2 separate regions of the Mus musculus genome follow, and region 2 is linked to region 1. The links are chromatin loops, found by intact Hi-C in ENCODE. Cell type or tissue: left cerebral cortex. All regions are shown on one strand. Links, peaks and the distances in the headings refer to the core of each region. The heading gives the core; the rest is flanking DNA. Region 1 holds the start of Gramd1b (GRAM domain containing 1B). Region 2 has its middle 43 kb from the start of Gm35177.

Region 1 (10,598 bases), core at 2,811-7,810:
CTAGCCCTGGCTGTTCTTGAGCTCCCTCTGTGGACCAGGCTGGCCTCGAACTCACGGGGATTTGCCTGCCTCTACCTCTTGAGTGCTAGAACTAAAGGTGTGTGCTACCACCACCACCAGGCCTGAAGTGGATTCTTATGACCTTTAGGGATGTGATTTTTATTCATCCAAAGGGAAACTGGACTAACAAATACCGGCAAAGAGAATGGGCCAGATTGTGGGCCATGTATTGGGGTCTTTGTTATTCCTTTCGGTCTCCCACTGAAGAGGCAAATTCCTTGTTTGGGGTGGGGGTCGTTGAGTGTTAAACTTGTACCCCAGCAAGCTCAGTCCAACACAGAATGTCTTCCTAAAGCAGATCACTTCTACATCCCACCTCTCAGGGTTCACCTGCCTCTAGCACACTGATATACTTGGCAGGACTAGTCCATATTTCTGTTCAGAGGTCTGAGGCCACAGTAAACGGTGTGACCCAACCCATTCCCCAGCAAGATGAAGCAGCATCACACAGTCTCAGGAATGTCCAAGGATGCACTTGACTCCCTGGAGTCTCTGAGGGTGGTGCACCGGCTAACTTCTCTCAGCCTCTTTGCCTTTCACTTATAATCGGGCTATAGTTTTGGCCAGGCCACACACCATGTATCCAGTATCTTTCCCTTAATGGTCCTGTGTGTCCTGTGTCTTTCCACCCTATCGTGTGTCTTTGTGTCCGTGTCTGGTGTCCTCAGCTTATTCTACAGAACTGTCTTTTCTTCCCAGCTTGCCATTTTGGAAGCAGCCTCCAGGAACTTTCCATTTTCCTTCTGATTATGTATGCCCTGTCTTCCTGGTCAGCACTCCAAACAACTCGGAGAACGCGCATTTCTTAGGAGAGAGATTTGGCTGAAAAGTCACCCAGTTTTCCTTCAACCCTGTATCTTGGGTGGTCTGCGAGGGAGGGCTAAATCCATTGATTCCCCTCCCCCAGGGGAAAAAAAAACAGGGAGTTTGCTAACCAGAGCTGCTTAGCCAATCGTTGCCTTGAGAAAGTTTGGATTGTGCTCCTATTTCATTAGGCTGATTGGAGCAGCCTTGACTCGGAGGTATAGTCCCTCCCCAAGGGATTCCGTGTACAGTTACAAGGCTGTCGCTGGCTGTCGCTGCCTGTGCGTGTCCTTTCAGGCTAGCAACCCACTCCCTCCTCAGCCCCCACCCCCCTCCACCTACTCCACCTTTTTTTGTTTTTATCTAGTGTCTCCCTTGCTCTCTCTCTCTCTCTCTCTCTCTTTCCTCTCCCTCCTACCACCGCCTCTTCTTCCAGTCCTCCACTCTCCTGCAGCGCCAAGCCGGCTCCCCAACGCAGTCGGCTGAACGCAAACCACTGAGAGTTTGCTGCGCAGTTCCCTGGGGTCCGGGGCCGCCGAGTCCCGCTAAGGCAAAGACACCGGCAGAGAGAGCAAGCGAGCAAGCGGGCGCAGCGGAAGACAAACACACGGGCACGCGAAGGGGAGCCCCAGGAGGGCAGCCGGGTGGCAAAGCTTGGCAGGCGACTGTCACTGCGTCCCGGGTCGCCTCTTCCCTCGTCGGACTGAGCGAGGAAGCGCGCTTCTTAAAGTTCTAGACCGCAGGAGGCGGCGTCCCCTTCAGTCCCCTCCTCGCGGCGCTCCAGGAAAAGGAACTTGATCTACTGGCAGGCTCGAGCCTCCCGCTGAACGTGAGAGGGGATAGTGCCACGGGCCCCAGGGTAGGGAGCCGAGAGAGGAAGCCTCGAGCCAGGCTGCAGGCGGAGGGCACGGAGCAGCGGCCAGGGACCCCGATGCCGGCGGCCAACATGATGGAGAACCTGCAGCTGCCCGCCCTGCAGGTGCCAGAACCTCAGGGCGCACCCGAGGGCAGCGCGGTGTGGTCCAGCTCGTCCACCCCCACGCTTCGCCGCCGGCGCTTTAAGATGCGCCGGATGAAGAACGTGCAGGAGCAGAGCCTGGAGGCGGGGTTGGTAGCCCCGGACCTACCCGGCGTCCTGGCCCCCGGCAAGGAGTTCCTGCAACTGCCGTCCATTGAGATTACGCCCTCCAGCGACGAGGACACCCCGTGGTCCAACTGCTCCACACCCAGTGCGTCCCCGCGCCGAAAACGCTTCCTGCTCCGCAAGTGGCTGAGGGTGAGGGAGCGGAAAGAATGCAGTGAAAGCAGGTAGGTTCCAGTTTCTCTCCAGCAGTCTTCCCCTGAACCTCTCGCCCCTCCCCAGGGCGGTCTAGGACCCTAGGGCATTCTGGTGGAAACTTCCGGGATCAAAGAAGGAGCTTATCGCGTCACCTTGGCGTCTTCAGGCACTGCCAGGGCACCAGGGCTACCACACAGCCTAGAACTAGGGACTTTACATTACTTGATGTGTTTGACATAGGTTCATGCTGCGTTTCATTTCTTGACCCTCACAGCAAAATGGCCAATACAGTGTTATCTTTTATTATCTCTTAAGCCCTTACTGTGCGCAGACTACTGTCTGTGGTGAGGGCTTCACCTGAGGATGGAATTTGGAGAAATTAGGTAGATAGTATTAGGCTATGATTCCATTGTACAGGTGGAGGTGTCGGGAGACTAGTGACAGAAGTTTAAGTGACGCCTCCACATGGACTTCCGAATCCCATTTCACTTTTTGTCATTTTCTTTTTCCTACACTACCCTGCTGGTACAGGTCCATGTTGCCTATGGAGAGGTGACGTATTCACATTTTCTACCACATCACGGACACATCTCACGATCGATCACCGTGCCAGCTTCAGTTTTGCTAGGGAGATGTTTGCTGTTCACATTCAAGAACTAGCATGAAGCTCACAGGGTAATGTGTGTGTGTGTTGCTTCAGGAAGTTGCCCATGGTGGCATGGAGTCCCCGCTACTCATGGATACCATGTCCCCTCTTCAATTTACTTCTGGACTCGGGGTATGACCATTAGCAGAGGTCTGTACTATTAGAGGGGGCGGGGTGTTGCTGTTATTGCTGCTGGTGGTAACTAATGGGAGTTCATTCACCCTATCATTTCACTTTCGTTCATTATCACTTATTGAGTGGGTCTCAAAAGCTCAAAAGTGACACCAGCAAGTGTGGGGATCTTGAGGGGGTCTCCAGGGTATGAAGGGGTGTGGAAGCTAAGCTTGATAGGACACTTTTAAAAAGTTTGCCTAGCATACAGGTGCCCCTAGCACTTCCAACATAAAATAAATAAATAAAGCTGTGTGGCACCTGCTTGTAGGCCTAGAACTCAGGAAGAAGAGGAGGAGGATCCTTGGGGTCTGAGATACATGGAGGTTACACGGAAAGGTTGACCTCTTAAAAACCCCAAACCTAAATGAAACCAAGCCAAGCCAAGCCAAATCCGAACCAACTAACCATATAACGGAAGCAGCTGAGACATGCGAGTTTCATTCACACGGAAGTGATGGAGCCATTGGAAGATTTACACTCTGTCATCTGTAGTCACTGTACAAGAAAAGGTAACCTTGGAGATGTAGGAAAAGGCCGAGGAGAGAGGGGCTCAAATGATGACAAATGAAGCTAGGAAAAAAAACAAAACAAAAGAAAACAGTGACATGAGCATGAGGTCAGGTGCATATGATGGACTTAGGGAACAACGTGGCCAGAATCAACAGAAACAAGCATGTGATGTGTCTTTGTGGAGGTACTGAGGGCCTGGGCTGGGGTAAGCAGGAGGTCTTTCCTGATTGCAATGGCTGCACATGTTCTCCCAGCTATGGACCTTGGGGGCAACAGGTTTTTCTCTTCAGGCACGCCACCCTGTTTCCCTTTTGACAGGGCAAGGGAAAGTGAGGACTGGTGGGGGCTAATCTCAAACTAAACTGTGACTCAGGTACTTTTCCCTCAAATGTGAGAGACCCTGAAAGAGGCACAAGTACAGACAACAACATGGAGATAGTCTTGCACTGCTGGGTAATGGAGGCTGGTGGAACCGAGGAAATGTAAGGAAAATGGTTCTGATCTTGAGAGTTGTTTAAAGGTATGGTAGGATAGTTTTTGTTGTTGTTGAAGTGGGGAGGATGGTATTGGAAAGAGGAAGTTTATTTTACCTCCTGAGTATGACTTAAGACAGTTCTTTTATGTGCTTGTTTATTGGGTTGGAAGAAAATGAGCATCTGCTCATCCTCTGGTATCCATGGAGGCTGGGCTCATCCTCTGGTATCCATGGAGACTGGAGGTTGGGTCCAGGTCGCTCTGAGGTCACCAAGTTGCTTATAGAAAGTGGCATATTATTTGCTCAACCCATACATATTTTCCCACAGATGTAATTTTTCATTTTTCTCTCTCTCTCTCTCCCTCTCTCCCTCTCTCTCTTTCTCTCTCTCTCTCTCTCTGTGTGTGTGTGTGTGTGTGTGTGTGTTTGTGAGTGTGAGTGTGTGAGTGTGTGGAGGTCAGAGGATAACCTTCAGGAATTGATTTTCTCCTCATACCATGCAGATTCCAGGACTTAAACTCAAGTCCTTTAGGCTCAGTAGCAAGTGTCTTTGTCCACTGATCGATCCATCTTGATGGCCCATGCTCTCATACACTTTAAATCCTCTCTAGGTAACTTCTAATACCTAGCATCATGCAAATGCTATCTGAAGATTGCTGTACAGTATTATTTAAAGAACAAGGATAAGGACATGAAGTCTGTTTTGTATGTGCATAGAGGTGCACGTCTGTAATTTGTGCACTAGGGAGGGCTGAAACAGGATGATTGGTAACATAGGGCCAGCCTGAACTAAAATAAACATCTAGTGGGAATCTAGTCTAAAATAAAGTCTAAACCTAGTCAGTATAGTTTTCCTGCGTTCTTTCTATCTGTAATCCATTGAATCTGGAGATACAGAACTTGGAGATACAGAAGGCCAACTGTGTATGTACAAAAGGGCAGACTGGTCTGGGAATGTAGGCGATCCTTGCCTATATAGTGAATTTGAGACCAGTCTTGGCTAATTGATGCTGTACCCTCTACACACAAAATAACCAATACAAAATCAGAGCCAAACTCAGACAAAACAACACGACCGTGGCCTATGCGCCCACCCTTGTCCATCCTGTGTTTTCACTGTCTGGTACCTGCCCTCTTGTGGTGACCCATAGATGTTCACTGAAGAAATGCCAGTAACGAGTAAGTCTATTTCCTCTTTCTGAAGTGAAATCCTCCTTATTCACAAGTCTGAGAAATTTTTAGGGGAGGGGGAGATAGCTCCAGAGCTGAGGTTTATAAGATAGATTTATTGAAATATGATTTAGCTGCCACACAACCTGCAATCTCCTGGGTTTGAAGCTCAGAGTCTACATCAGCAATAGAGGACTTGCAGACGTACTACGACCTGTAGGATAATTAATACCTGATATTTAATACCAGGATGAAAAGAAGTATTTAATCCAATTTTTGTAGTGATAGACGTGTACATGCATCCCCACAGTTAATTTTAAAACACCTTTTATCAGCGTGCGCAAACACACACACACACACACACACACACACACACAGAGAGAGAGAGAGAGAGAGAGAGAGAGACAGACAGACAGAGAGAGACAGACAGAGAGAGAGAGACAGAGACAGAGACAGAGACAGACACAGAGAGAGAGAGAGAGAGAGAGACTCTCACACAGCCATTCCCTTTAGTTAGCACCCATAAGCTCCATCAGCTTTAGGTATCCACTAATCTGCTTTTTAAAATAGAGAGCTGAATTTTAAAAGAATAAATATCTATTGAAGATGGAAGGGGATGACCATTGTACTGTTGTCTGTTTTGTTTGATATAACAAAATGCTCGAGACTAGATAATTTTATTCATTCATTCATTCATTCATTCATTCATTCACTTGTTTATTTAGGCAGAGTCTCATGTATCCAAGCTTGGCCTTGGACTATTGATCTTCTTGTCTCTACTCCCAAATGCTGAGATTACAAGTGTATGTCACATCTGGCTTCAGTTTCTTCCTATACAAAGTGGAATCAGCTCAGTGCGGAGCATGTGCAGGTTCTGAGCAGTGAATAACTTGATGGGACAAGCTCTTTGAATAAGTACTGTTACAAACCACCAACAACAATAAAACAGGAAGAAAAGAATTAATAACCGCACGTGTCCCCAAATCTCTTGGTCAGGAATGGTGGTGGTAAAGGTTTAAAAAAACACAAACTGAGAGGTTCAGGGTCTCCTGAATTCCGTGAGAAAATCGGGGATCAGGCAATGCCATGTCTCCCAGGATGTATCTTATGAAAGGAGAAAGACAGCTGACAAGTGACAAGTGAATTGGGCCATGCGAAACTGCAGCCTGTCTTTCTGGTGAACACAGAAGAATTTCTTTGCTTGTCTCCCTTGGACACAATCCTGACTATGATGGTCTAGATTACCTCTCACTCAGCCATCCTGCACCCTTTTCTATGGGACAACCTTACCCTTAGCATCTGCTCACAGGCTAGCAAGCTAGCTACTAGTTTTTGTTTAGCTCCACATCTGACCTTTAGTAATGGTTTGCACCAGTTCTGCCCAACCTGGTGTGTTAGCGTAACTCTAGGGGGCTGTGCTAACTGGATGGCGGTTTGCAGGTTTATATCTTTGCTGTTTATCTTGATTCTCCGTCTCTCTGACAGTTGGAGGAAGAGTTGCTTCAAATTTCAGGCAGTTTGCAGGGAGCAGGGTGAGCTTGTTCATCCAGACGTCTACTCAATCAGCCTCGATTTGGTTATTCTTTATATAGTTATCTATTCAGCCCTGCTCTGTGTGGTAGAGAAAAAAAACTCTCATCCCTCTTTAACACAAAGCAACAAATCCATGCAAAGGGACTGTGAATGGTTAACGACGTACAACGTGAGCAATCAACTCAGGATAGGGTTAAGAAGGGAAGACTTCTACCCGTCCCATAATTCCTTGAGGCTGGGAGTGAGTCTTATTTTGTGCCAAGTTTCCTGCTAAGTGTCTTAAATACATGATCATTGTTAATCCTCATGACAAACCCGTGGGGTAGGCTTCGTGGGGGGAAGAGGCTGCGGTAGGAGAGATTAACTTGTTCCTGGTCTAACAAGAGCAAGGCTAGGAGGTGAACTCTGTGCTTGTGCCAGTGCCGAGTTCTTTAGAGTTCTGTGCTACTGGCCTCACATGCTTGAGAAGGTGTAGGTGTGGAGGAGCTGCTTGTGCAAGATGGGTATTCACAAGACAGGGGAAGCTGCTGGGCCAGTTTGGGTGGGGAGGGTGGGGGTGGGAAGTACAGCTGCGTGTGGGTGACAATGATGGTTTAGGTGGACTCCCCCAGAAGAGGCAGCCTGCCTTTGCCTATAGATGTGGTTTCTAGATTAAAATAGTTTATGGAAACTGAGACGTGGAGATGGAGCCCCGTGGGCTGATTTACGCTGGCCTGGTTCCTCTGTGGGAGTTGGTATTTCTGGAGTTTCCATGTGGTTATGTGCTCAGCCAATCACAGGAAACCAGGATGGGTGTGGGGTAGAGTAACCGGTGATAAATCCCACCCCCATCTTGGTTAGTTCTTCCCAGATACTGTGTATCCCCCAGTTGCTAGGCTAGTCACTGATGGTTGCTTCTGGTGTGCTCAGTTTTCATTAAGGCGCCACAATGGCTAAGCTGCCAGTGGGGAATTTTCTTCCTGACCCTAGTGAGTAAGCTGCCAGCTCTGGAGCAGGTGTTCCGATGTCCACATGGTTGCTGGGCTGCCGTGTGTACAAAGAGCTTTAGGTAGACTGAGAGGCCTTTCTGGCACGGTCTTTCTGTCTTCTTAGGATCTCCCCCTTACAGACCAAAGATGTGTGTGACTTACCAGGCTGCCATGCATCTGGTGGGAAGGAGGACATAGGTTTTAATTATCTTGGGGGGCCCAACAACTTCAAAGATGGAGGGGGCTTCCCTCTCTCTGGGGAGAGAGTCAAAACCTCTCTCAGGAATACAGAATGAAAATCAAACCTGGCCTTTCCAGTGGGAGAAAGGAGACAGGATGCTGATGCTTTGAGCTGTTGGAAAGGGCCTGCCACCCCATGCTCCCAATAGCAGTCACATGTCACTTCTAGAGGCAGTATTGAGCTGGTGGTGTATCTCAATGGTAGAGGGCCTGTTTAGCAGGCATGTAGCTATAGGTTCAACCCCTACCCCCATACCTCATAAATAAATAAGTGAATAAATAAATAAAATAGTGGGGTAGTATTGATTTCAGATGTTTTCAATTGTGTTTCTAGATTTTTGAGTAAAGTTGAATAGTTTAAAAGTGCTAGAAAAATATGTCTGTGCATAGCTAAGGCTGTTGGTAGAAGACAGTGATTAAAAAAAAGACCTTGGGGTATTTCTCTGGAGGACCCCCCCCCCAAAGAGTTTTTGTTCTTAGTCATGGGGTGTGAAGCTTTCTCTGTTTCCTGTGCATTCTTTGACAGAGCCAAGACTCACATTGTTCACACCTGATCTGAAGATGAGATTTAAAAAAAAATGAGGTGACCTGACAAGCCATAGTGACTTATAAGCTGAGTTTCAGACCTGTGACCTGTGAAATCTTTGTCAGCCCCTAACTGACTCTGGCATCTCTAGAGCATTAGGCTCTTTTTAGGGCTTTATCCTGATAGCGCATTGCTCCAGTCAGGCCTATCCTCTCCTCTGCCTTGAGGTCTGACCACTGCTGTTTGCTGTTTTGCTCTTCCTGGTTAGTGAGTTTAGCCATGAAATGATGATGCAGAGAGAAGGAATGAGAAAGATAACAAGCTCTTTCCTCACTTTCTTTTTCAACCATGGTAAAAGAATTTGTCTGTGGGCCCAGTTTGGGTGTAGTATAATGAGGTACACAGGTCACTTCCATAGCGCCCTGATGATTGAATCCTGGTTGCTATGTCAGAAGGAAGGGCACAAAACAAGCCTTAGGTCTTCATCTCTTGCTATTTTGATACTCTGCTACCTTTGGATTCTGCTGGGTGTGAGCCCTTGAACCTTAAGAAATGTGAATAAAATGTGAGTGTTTACAGTAGCCTGCTGCAAGTAGTTTGCTACAGCAATGAAAAAAAAAAACTGAGTCAAACAGTGAGCATAGCAGGATTTGTCCCAATAAGGAGGAAAATGCAGCAAGACAGTAGATGGTTAGTCAAGTGACACTTTTTGTTTGTTTCAGACAGGGTCTCTTGTAGCCTAGGCTAGCCTTGAAAATACTATGTAGCAGAGGATGGTTATAGACTCCTGATGTCCCTGGAGTCACTTCCTGAGTGCTGGGATTACATCAGAAAGTACAAAGTATGCCTAGCTTCTCGCTCGCTCGCTCTATCTATCTATCTATCTATCTATCTATCTATCTATCTATCTATCTATCTATCTATCTATCTATCTATCTATCTTCAGATAGGGTCTTGTTTTATAGCCTCAACTATTTTATTCAGACTGTTCTCACACTCACAGGCCTCCTGCCCCAGTCTAGAAAATGCTATACAGATGTTTGTCACTATGTGCAGCTTAGTGACACCTTTTTAAACAGCTCTCCAAGGGTCTTCAAACTTGTTGTAAAAGAAGTCATTTTAAATACTATATAAAGTCAACCATCATAGACAGTCTAATAAAATAACTAACTAATTGTAAAATTTAGGGCAGTAGGAAGTAGGAAAATAGTTAATAATCTTGACCCTCAGTGCCATATTATTTCCTGGTATTCTTTTTTTCTTGTTCAGTTTTTCAATGGGGGTGGGGCTTTGGGGATTATGAATCCCCCTCTATAATAAATTCAGGTGTATCGAGGGGGCTCATGGTCTGTAAGACACTCACTGCTGATTCTGTGGGTTTTCAGACAGCCTTGACTGGAACCTGGGACAAAAGCTATGCATGCCTTGTATGATACTACAGGCCATCCCTTGAGTTTGCCTCAGGGTTTTCTTGTAACAGGACTGCAGCAGTTCAGAGCCAGTGGCACATCTCTCAAAGCCCGTTCAGTCAGGAGTAACTAGCTTGGTTAACTCAGCGCTGTCATGTGGAAGCATCTCCCAGTGGAGGCCACTCACATTTGCAGTTTTCTGCTTGACTTAACAGACTCCAAGGGCAGGAGTGGCCTCAGCAAGGTAAACCTTTGCCTTCTCAAGTTTCTGGCATGAGTGAACCGAGCACAGGTGTGACCCCTTCGTTTGAGCCTCTGTTAGGTGGCTGGTGCAGTATTGAATTAAGATCATCATATGGCCCCATGGTTTTCTCTCTGTGTCACTGTTACTTCTTCATCTGTGCCCAAAGGTTTTGTAGAAGGAGCTTTGGGTTCAGTCATCATGATGGTCCACACTTCTGGCTGTAGTGCCAGTCAAGAGGTTCTTCTCCTGTGTCCCCCATTTGTAGGAGGTGGGGTGACTAGGGGGCCATCTTGAACAATAGGCAACACAGCTGCATTAATTGTTGTTTAAGCCAGAGTTTCATGAATCTCGGGCTGGCTTTGAACTCATTATGTAGCTGAGAATAACTTTGAACTTCTGATCCTTTTGTCTTAATCTCCCTGGTGTGTCCCATTTTTCATGGTGCTGAGATTAGAACCCAGGGCCACCTAGATTGGAGACTACTGAGCTATATCCTCAGCCCTGGCTGAATTTACACCTCCCCCTCTGTGTGTGTGTGTGTGTGTGTGTGCTTCCTCCTC
Region 2 (10,598 bases), core at 1,966-6,965, 53 kb before region 1:
GAGCACTGACTGTCCTTCCAGAGGTCCTGAGTTCAATTCTCAGCAACCGCATGATGAGTCCCAACCATCTGTGATGAAATCTGGTGTCCTTTTCCGGTGTGTCTGAAGAGAGCAACCGTGTACTCATATACATAAAATATATAAATAAATCTTAAATAAAAAGAACTCCTTCCAAACACACATCTACTGCCTCACGTTGTGTGACGGGATAGAAGGATAAGAAGAAAACAGACACATGTTCTTAGTATCTCTGATTTGGAAGGGATCCAGGGAGACAGGTGGTCCAGCTTCATCTAACTGTGTAAATCCCATCTGTAGCCGTCCACTAACCTTACAAGGCAGACCTCTGGATTGCAGAACAGCTTGGGCTGTGAGGACGAACACTTGACTTGCTGAGCTGGTGTTATTTATGTTTTCAAATAACCTCTGGCCTCTGGCTTTGGTTCTGCCCCTGTGGGTTGTAGGTTGTAGGTAGCTGACTTCACACTCCTTCCCTTTCCATTCTTTCACCTATTTAAAAGTAACCGCCACACACTCATATGGATTTTCAACTATACGTCGAAGAACCTTTCCATTTGTCGGGGGAGGCACCGATACTTGGGTGTGGCCATGTTTGTGGAGGTCAGAGGTCAACTTTTTTTTTAAAGACAAGGTCTCTCACAGAACTGGGAGCTTATTGATGGAGTTAAATTAGCAGGTTATCAGGTCTCAGGGATCCTCCTGTATCTGCCACTCTGGTGGTGGAAATTCCAAGTGAACCTTGCCACAGTATGAGTGCCAGAGATCCAAACTTCGTTCCTTATGTTTGCACGTCTAGAGCTTTACTGGCGGAATCATCTCCTTAGCCCCTCTGTTCTTCTTCCCTCCCCAGCATCAGGAAAAAAAAGTGTTTTAAAAGGATGTGGTGGCTCTTGTCTACAATCCAAGCCTTCAGTTGAAACAGAGGTCAACATGAGTCTGAGGTGAGCCTAGGCTACACAGTGAGTTTCAGGTCAGCTTGGGATATATAATGAGAACTTGTCTACAAAAGAAGAGTTTCATGATCAATTAAGTCAGCAAGTCTATCCTGACTGTCCTCTTGTTGACTTGGTGTCCCCTTAAATTAGAACACTCAAGACCTGATCATGGTTCCAGTGTGACTATACAGCAGAGCCACTTCAGACACTTGGAACTGAGAACTTGTTGAAACTATTCTGCACATCATATACTGAGTTTTGTGTGTGTGTGTGTGTGTGTGTGTGTGTACATCATCAATCAAATCACTATGGGTTTTCCTTATATGAAAATCTTTTTCTCTGACGTTCATGTTTACAATGATACACAGAACCCGCTAGATGCAGTGCTGGAATACATTATGCCTGGCAATTCCCCAGTCTCTTATCATAGTCTAATAACTGTGTTTTAAAAAACAGCAGCAATAGGATTTGTTTGTCATTCCTTGGATTCTGTACCACCTTCCTGGCTGCTATTGGCAACAGCTTTGCTTTCGAAATGCTCCATAAAACCATGTTTTGAGATTATACAAATTTCCTAAGGATCCATTTCATACTCTTACATTTGTAGAATATATTTTCTTTTCTTCCTTTTTCCCCATTTTTATATGTACACACACACACACACACACACACACACACACACATTCTAAAAGCCAGTGGGGAAATGTGCATGAAAGGGCAGAAGCTTTATGTCAGGAGAGTTCATGGTAAGCCTTGTAGTTGACATCTGAGGTAAGAAAAGGCAGAGGGCAGGTGTGAGGAGTGAAAGAAGTGCCACTATCTCCCTTCGTGTCAGGGACTGCTCTTTAATTTGTCATGGCTGTACTCATCTGCTTCTATTTTTGTAACATACCTGAGATAATCAGCTTATCAAGGAGACACATGGTTTACTTTGGCCCATGGTACAAATAGCTTCAGTCCATAGTCACCTCTTCATGTTGATTTTGGGCCTGTGGTGAGTTAGAACACCATGGTGGGAGTGAGCAGAAGGGGGAAGCTGTTTGCTTCATGACTGGGAGGTCAAAAGGAGGAAGGAGAAGCAGGAAGGGTCCCACTCCTCTTCAAGGGCATTCTACCAAGGATTAGAAGACTTCCTACTAGGCTGTGCCTCTGGAAGTCTTCATCAACTCCCAAAAGAACCCAGATAAAGAATAATCCTTTAACCCATGGCCCTTTGTGGGGAAAGTCCAGATGCAAACTGTAGCAGTGTGTTACCATACTTCAGGGCCAGGACTAGGAAGACCCAGGGAGGTGCTTATCCAAGATGAAAACTGTAAAGAGATGCCCCTCACACTGCTAAAATGTGTGTATATGTGTGCATATGTAATATTGATGTACATGGGTGCAGTTGTGTCTAACAGTGCAGAAGCCGTGATGTGCTCATCAGAACACGCTATAGAGGCAGTGTCACAGTGCTGCAGATCTGTATTGTCTACAGCTCTCCTGAACTGTATTTCACAAGCCACACAAAATTTGCTCATTTTGAAGTGTACAACCCAGTGATTTTTATTTTTTAGCATACTCACAGAGTTGTACAATTGTCATTACAACAATCTCCAGTCTATCTCACACCCCCAAATAAGTCCTGTGTGTGTTAATAGTTTCTCCTCATTCCTCCATCTTGCCAACCTTGGACAGTCATCAGTCTGCATCATGTCTGATGGATTTGCTTTGTCCCCACTATCTCTTATGAATGAAATCATAGAGCAGTGTTTTAAAGGGTCACCTATATTCAAGCATCTGAATGAACAATGTATTCTTCTCAAGACTGAATGATAGCCCCTGTGTATATGGACCACATTTGAGTTATCAGTTGATGGACAGTTAGGCTCTTTAATGCTAGCATGAATAAAAGGGTTTTTTTTTTTCATGTGTGTGGCTATAAGCACCCAATTCTCTTGGTAAGTAACTGGGTATGGAATTTCTGGTCATATGATGACAGTCTTACATTTTTGTGTGTGCGTATGAGGCAGGGGAGGCTGTTAGACTGTCTTTCAAAGTAACAATCCTATTTATATATGGAGAGTCCAGATTCTCTCCATCCTCATCAACACTGTTTTTATATTAGTTGCTTTCCTCTTTGCTTAAAAAGCAACTTAAGGAAAGAAAGGTTTATTCTGGTTAATGCTTTAAAAAGGGATAGCGTCTATGGTGGTGGGAAGGCAGCAGGAGCCTAAGGCAGCTGGCCACATTGCTTCCTCTGCCAGGAAGCCGAGAGGACTGGAGGCTAGTGCTGAGCCAGCCTTCTCCTTTTCTCTTTTTATCCTGCCTGTGGTCCCAGTCTAGGGTGTCAGGATGAGTCTTCCTTCCTCAGATAAAGCTCTTTAGACGCACCCTTGCAGAAATGCCCAGAGATATGACTCCAAAGTAACTAAATCTGATCAAATGGACAATGAAGATTAACCACCACAGCTGTCACCTGCTTTTTGTATTATAATCATCCTAGAGGGTGTATGGTGCATCTCACTGTGGTTTTGATTTCTATTTCCCAATGGCTACTGATGTTCACTATCTTTCTATGTGCTTATTGGCCACCCCCTTCTTTAGAGAAATTCAGACCTTCTGTTTCACTGTTTTTTTGTCTATTTATTGGGCAGTTCTAAGGGTTATTCTTTTTGTTGTCATTATTTTATTTTATTTTACTTTACTTTATTTTATTTTATCAGTTGACTGTGCTTGGCTTAACATGATACAGAATTCCAGTTGGGATCCAACCACCAGCTCAGTTCTTTGCTTACTCTTTGTGCTTCTTTCCCTGTTCTTTTGATGAGGTCGCTCTTGGTAGTCTCTTGCCCTCCTAGCAGCTTATGCGTGTGGCTGCTTTCTGGTGCCTCTCACCTCCCTCCCTACCTCACCTCCCTCCTGGCTCAGTGCCTAAAGTTCAGTGTGGTTTCTATGCGGTCTTTTAAGGTGTCACAGCAACGATGGGCTCTTGTTCTCTTTATGTGAACCCCGTCTATCTTGCCTGCCTTCCTCCAGGCAAATTCACACATACTTAACGATGCTTCTTATTTTTTTAAAAAACATTTTTTTCCTCTTCCTATAGATAGAACTTCTGAGGTTTCCATGGGAACCCCTGGTCCAAGAGGTAGGGGATTCTTGAGTAGAGGTGAGACGAGCAAGTGTTGCTCATTCTGTGGGACTCTAAGAGTGTCTCGTTCACTCTTCTTCCCACTCTCTCTTCTGCCCTTTCCAGGGTGGTTTTTTAGATCAGCTTCTGGAGTCCCCGAGTCTCTTAGAACTGAACAGATGGTGATGACAATGGCCCCAAGAGCCAAAGCTTTACAAGGATGCTGCTGTTGCTGAGTAGATGCCTGGCAGCCTCATGAAACCTCAAATCTGGTGTGTTTCATAGGAAAAGGCCCAGCCATGTTTTTCCTTTTGTTATGAGGCATGCTCTGGTTAGAAGAGTCGCACCTCAAGCACCTCCACAGCCTTCATTTTCCTGGACTGAGATGGGAAGGCCTGGAAGTCATCCCAGGTGCACTTTGCCTATCGGTGGAACTGAATCTAAGCCAATGCTTTAGTGAATCCAGGTGCTTTTCTCCGGTGTTGGGCTATTGTGCAAGACTAGTCTCGAAACCTTAACAGACATGCAGACCTCTGGAGATAAACCCAAATCCATCAGACCTTGAACTGTGACCAGAATGGAATCCCCGTATAAGTTACTTTTCTCATTGCTGTGACCAAATACCTGGCAAGAGGCAACATAAAGAAGGAGGAAAAGAAGGAAGGGGGAAAGGAAAGATAGGAGGAAGGGAGGGAAGGAGGTTGGGGAGAGAGAGAAGGGAAGAAGGAAGGCGGGCAAGAAGGAAGAGCTTACTAGGGCTGGCAGTTTGAGAGGCACAGCTTATCACTGTTGGGGAGAGCATGGTGCCAAGGGCACGAGGCAGCTGCCCACACTGTGTCCACAGCAAGGAATCAAAAGGAGATGAAGGTCGGTGCTCAGGTCACTTCCTCTCTTTTGTTCAGCTTAGGACCTCAGCCCTGGTAAGGTACCTCTCACGTGCTTCCTTCTTCAGGTAAACATCTCTGTAAACACTCATGGGCGCAACTGGGGTTCAAGTCCAGTTGAGATGAGAGTGAGGGCTACCAATCAAAATCTCCCCCCCCCCCCGTTTTGGAAATGTGTTATGTGTTGAGTGAAGTCCTTTTGGGAAAATTATGTTAGCATCCACAGACCTTCAAAACCCAGAGTAAATCTGGAGATGGGTTTGTGAGTGGGGCTTGGTATGGAGGGTCCCCTCAACAGAGAAAAGGAATGCAGAGTCCATATAAGTTTTCCAACCAAGCCAGACACCCAGAACTAAATGTTGACTAGATCTAACGTCCAAGGGGCAGTGTGGGCACTGCTGACTCTGGAGTAGATTTGATCTGGCTCTAACTAGAAAATCACATTCCTGAGATTTCAGGCCATTCTTTGTAATGCTCTGGACCAACTCAAGGAGAGTGGGGCAAAACTGAGATTCACGAGTGCCAGTTCTTTGTATGGTTGGCAGGCTTCATGCATGCATAAAAAAAATGCTGGTGCCTTAGGGCTGGAACATCATTTGTAGTTTAGAGGCTAACGTGGGTTGAACGGGTCCCATGCGGCTGAGATGTCTCAGCAAAGACACTAAGAGATGAGATATACATGGAGCGCAACCTGTGCAGACATACCAAAAGAGCCATATCTTGGGACTATGATACTCTCTCTCTCTGTCTCTGTCTCGTGTGTGTGTGTGTGTGTGTGTGTGTGTGTGTTCAAACAAACAATAAGTAAAAGCTAGTAGAAAAAAACAAAGAACCTGCTACATTTTTGTGCATTTATTTGTATTAAGAATGAAGTGAATGAGGATCAGATAAAAGGAAAAAATAAAGATCAATGGTGGTGATGCACGCCTTTAATCCCAGCACTCCCAGAAGCAGAGGCAGAACTCTGTGAGTTCTAGGCCAGCCTGGGCTACAAAGTGAGTTCCAGGACAGCCAGGGCTACACAGAGAAACCCTGTCTTGAAAAACAAACAAACAAACAAACAAACAAACAAACAAACGGGGTGGGAGGGAAAAATATAGTAGCCATGGGTCTGAAGACACAGGCTGGGACTGGAGGCTTTTAAGAGAATAAAGATTGGTACCAGCTCCTGTTGTCCTATGCCCACATGGTGGGAAGTACTGTCCTAGGGCAGAGGAGACTTCTGCCCATTGTTCTGAGCTGCTAGGTCAGAACATGAGGAAAAACTACATGTGGAAACTAAACCTTAGGTGTTTTCACCTTCCAAACATAAATGGATGGCTTTGATGGAAAGACAAAATGTGTGGGGAACTGGAAAGGAGAGGAGCAGGCAGTAGCTCAGAGGGTGCTCCTTCCCTCCACGGTCCTTTTGAAAGGCAAATTAATATTTTAAATTAGGTTCCTATCTCAGTGTTTGATTCATAGCAGAAGGATTGGCTCGCTTCCCTTTCAAGGCCAGAACTGGGGAGAGCTTTGAACTGGAACCTAATTGTAACTTCAGATCTGATACTTCTCTATCTAGTTCTGGACCTAGGTTAGCTAAACTCAGGATTTGTTTCTTCAAGGCATTTGAGAAAAGCTGAAAACACTAAGTTTCACGATTAGGCACGGTTGGTTCATAATTTATCTGGGTTATGAGCTTTAAGCTGTCATCGGATTCCAGGGTTCAGCTTTGAACTCTTTCATATCAGTGTTTGTATTCTGAAGACCTTGCAGCTGGCTATCTGTGTGTCCGATGTGTGGATGAAGGTCGAGAATGTGATATATATTATGAAAAAGCACCTGGGAACATGTGAGCCGGTGGCTTGTCGGGACAGAGATGGCCCACCTAGGGTAACAGAGGAGAGTCTCTAGGATTCTTTTCAAAGGTGTAGCTGAAGCAAAGAGATGATCAGGGATACAGGAAGCACTCACACTGGGAACAGTGCCGGTGGCCACTGTAGAGATCTGCCTGACTCAGGCTGTTGCCTTTGGTACAAAGATACAAATCAAAGCATAGAGGGAGAGATGATGGTATGAGTGGAAAAGGCACAAGTCTGTCTCCACTCTCCTCCTGTATTCCTGTCTCCAACCAGCACCTCCCTTGGCAAGACCTAGACAGAAGCCAGTGGGTGAGAGAGCTGGCTCTGTTGCTCTTGAGAGCCAGCCTCCTGCACCACAGAGCAAGATGGAGGCTTGTGGCAAGAATCAGCTCTGACTGGCAGAGTGTGGATGAGGGGCAGGTACACTCAGAATGGCAAGTGTAGACCTGGGCTCGCTTGATTTAACAAGTGTTTCCTAGTTCCATCTTTTCCTCCTTTAGCTCACTCCATTTCTAAAGTGTGACAGCTTGATTATGTGGAGGAGAGCTGTGCTCTCAAGCTGAATCATATTAACTCGAATCCCCAGCCCTGCTGCTGTTAAACACGGGCCTTGGACAAGTCACCAACCTCCAAAGTTCCAGCTTCTTCATCCGTGAGATGTAGGTGATGATCAACTCTTTTCATGGTTGAGAATTAACGATGACCTTTCTCTGTACATCTGTGAGAACCTTCTTCTCCCTGGCTTCAAGGTTATCTTGTTTAAAAGGGTTCAATGCACGCTATTTTCTTCATAATTCTTTTACCTAAGATCAGTATGGAAGCTACCTCACTTCCTGACTTAATTTTTCCTCTTCTAACTTTTTAGCATCTTGCTCTCTAGTGGTTCTTTCCTTCTTGTAGTTTTCTTCTTCCAGATTATTTAAAAAGAAACATACTCCTACCCATTCCTGGGTTCCTTCTTATCTTTCCCTCCCTTCCTCCCTCCCTCCCTCCCTCCCTCCCTCCCTCCCTTTCTTTCTTTCTTTCTTTCTTTCTTTCTTTCTTTCTTTCTTTCTTTCTTTCTTTCTTTCTTTCTTTCTTTCTTTCTTTCTTTCTTTCTTTCTTTCTCCCTTTCCCCTCCCTCCCTCCCCCCCTCCCTTCCTCCCTCCCTCTCCTCTTTGTTTTCTTTCTTTCTTTCTTTCTTTCTTTCTTTCTTTCTTTCTTTCTTTCTTTCTTTCTTTCTTTCTTTCTTTCTTTCTTTCTTTCTTTCTTTCTTTCAAGACAGGATCTCCCTGTTTAGCTCTGGGTGACATGGAACTCAATATGTAGCCCAAGGTGACCTCTGACTTTGAGCCCACAGAAACACCCCTACCTCTGCCTCCTGGGTACTTCGATTAAATGCATGTGCCACCATACCCAGCCCATTTCTTGGTGAAGCTGGCTCACGTCACATAATATGATGACCTCCATGTCTGTGTTCAGTTCTCACAATTTTTTTCCCTATGGTGAAAATCTAGATCAACTTCTCCATTTCCAAAGGTCTCCCAGGCCACATTGAGTCACATATCACAATGTACATTCCCATTCTGCTAGGGAGTGTTGCTGGCTTGATACCCTCTTCCTCTATTGCTAGGCTCCGTTAGAGACACCATAGCCTGATCATCCCCATAGGATAAACTGATCTTTTAGGCATGCTTTGTGGGCTTTGACGGGACTGTGGGATGAGTGACATTGGATGATGAGACCATAGTCCTTGCCCTTGACTCTGTGTATGTTTGTGTTCACGCTAATGCATGTGCAATTGCATCTGTCTCTTGGCTCTCTTTCTAGCCTTCAGCATTATGCTTTGTAGACAGTGATAGATTTGATTTGGAATTCAAAGTTTGAACTGACTATACAATATTAAACTCTTTCACAATCAGGTTTCCCTACAAAGTAAGATCCTAATTCCAACTTTAAATAACTATCAAGAAGATTATATTCAAATTTACATACCTACTTTTCCTTTCTCTGACTGCCTTCCTTCTGATATATATATATATATATATATATATATATATATATATATATATATATATATATATAATTAATGTCACAGATCTGGGGGCTGATTTGTAGTGATGACTTCTAGTTCTCTTCAAAAGAGGATCCAGGGTAGAGTAAGGGACTAATTCCCCTGGGATTTTCTTTCCTCAGTCTTTAAAAAGAAACACACTTCTATCCATTCCTGGATTTTTACTTTAATCATGGCTTGTAAACTATTATGTCTTAAAGGTTTTGGTCCCTGGGGACTGGCTCTGGGTTGCTCAGTCCTCCCAGACTTGCCCTTAAGGGGAGGGAAGTGACATCACACTGGGTCTGGAGTCTGCACAAGGGAAGAAGGAAGGAATGTTTGCTGTTTCTTGAGTGCATGTTAGACTGGACTCCAGCTTTGGATGAAGAACTCTCATGGGACATTGAGTGATTATTTTGTGTTAGGGTTCCTCTCTGGACAAGTAGAAGGGGCCAGTGGAAGTCTCAGAGTCTAAGGGTCTCAGAGTCACACAGGATGCGGTGCAAAGCTGTTGGAGACTGAGATGCTGGCCCTCCGAGGATCATCTGACTCTGTGAGTAACAGTTCTGGGTATGAAGTGTCCCTGGGTTTTGGCACCATCCTCCTTGGAGTCACGGCTTGCAGGAGATAGCCATGTACTGCAGAAAGGCAAAGTGTTTGCTGACATACGGACCTACACAAAACCCCATATTTCCCACCACTGACAGACTGTATCTAGAAGCAACGTTGGAAGTAAAAAGAACCTCCCCAAAGCCACCGAAGCAGCATTCTTGAGATGGCAGAAGAAAGTGGGGCACTGCGGGGAGCGCGACCTTCCTGCCAGGAGAGTGGATTCTAAGGCTTCTCACAGGGCTGTAGCCATCCCCTGCCTCTGCTCTGTGCTCACCTTTCCAGAAAGCAAGAGATGCGATGCATGCCCTTTCCTTTCGGGGAGTAGGCTTTGCTGACCCCCAGATGTCCCGAAGTTGTGTTTTCTGATTCTCACCATACATAAAACCAAGCATTAAACCCACCCACAACATTTAACCTTTAACCTTTCTAATTTTTAGAAACATTTTCCCTTTAAATGACCAGGTCCTCGTCTGCCATGCACAGACACAGCTGGAAGTGACCCTCACAAGATTCTAATCATCCTGGGATCCCCCGAGCTTGGAGTTCTAGCCTGTCAAACTGTGAGAAAAACTTCCAGATTTTCAGAAGCTATCCAGCTGGGGACATGCTCAGCAGGAGAAGGAACCTACCTCCGAGTCTGATGACTTGAGTTCAGTCCTTATGACTCACAGGTGGAAAGAGAGCGCCACCTCCCATGGGGTGTCTCTATGAGCATCCTGAAACATGCATACACATGTGTGCGCGCACACACACACACACACACACAGGTACACACACACAAATAAAAATGTAGTTACAGATTTTAAGTTTAAAAAAATGCTATCCACTTTGGAGTATATTGTAATAGCAGCTTGAGTGGACTAAAACATTCACCAAGTTATAAAAAGTTAATATCAACAGTAAGTCGTGTGACTTTGTGGGGTGGCTTCACGGTAGAGCACTTGACCAGAGTGTGTAAGGTCCTACATTCCTAAGTCATGGCAAAAACAACAAACAAACAAACAAACAAATGAACAAACAAACCAAACCCAAATCAGAAAAGCCAGTATGTCAGTGGTACTATGGTGTTTGGTATGTTATGCTGAGAACAACACTTTTCTATGTGACTTCTCTCCAGCAAGTCTTTTTTTTAATTGGATATTTTATTTATTTATATTTTAAATA

Evidence for each region. Peaks named below come from ENCODE experiments on the same cell type or tissue, not always from the same donor. Only the 100,000 strongest peaks of a DNase experiment are listed, where the experiment ranks them.
Region 2: it touches region 1 in a loop (2.2-fold over the local background); 4 of 42 quality-filtered maps call a loop at or near these places.

The regions. Positions count from the first base shown.
Region 1 is chr9:40,446,868-40,457,465 of GRCm38, reverse strand. It overlaps Gramd1b (GRAM domain containing 1B), which reads left to right and starts at 1,702. Exons shown (of 20, transcript NM_172768.2): 1 at 1,702-2,172. The coding sequence starts at 1,796. In left cerebral cortex, for the core only: a CTCF peak has its summit at 5,099 (motif pointing left); a DNase peak (open chromatin) is centred at 7,372; H3K27ac peaks cover 358 bases.
Region 2 is chr9:40,499,368-40,509,965 of GRCm38, reverse strand. It overlaps a transcript of Gramd1b not described here. Among named protein-coding and RNA genes, the nearest start is that of Gm35177, 43 kb to the left of the region's middle. In left cerebral cortex, for the core only: no CTCF peak of the experiment used is centred there; DNase peaks (open chromatin) are centred at 3,165 and 4,202; H3K27ac peaks cover 1,747 bases.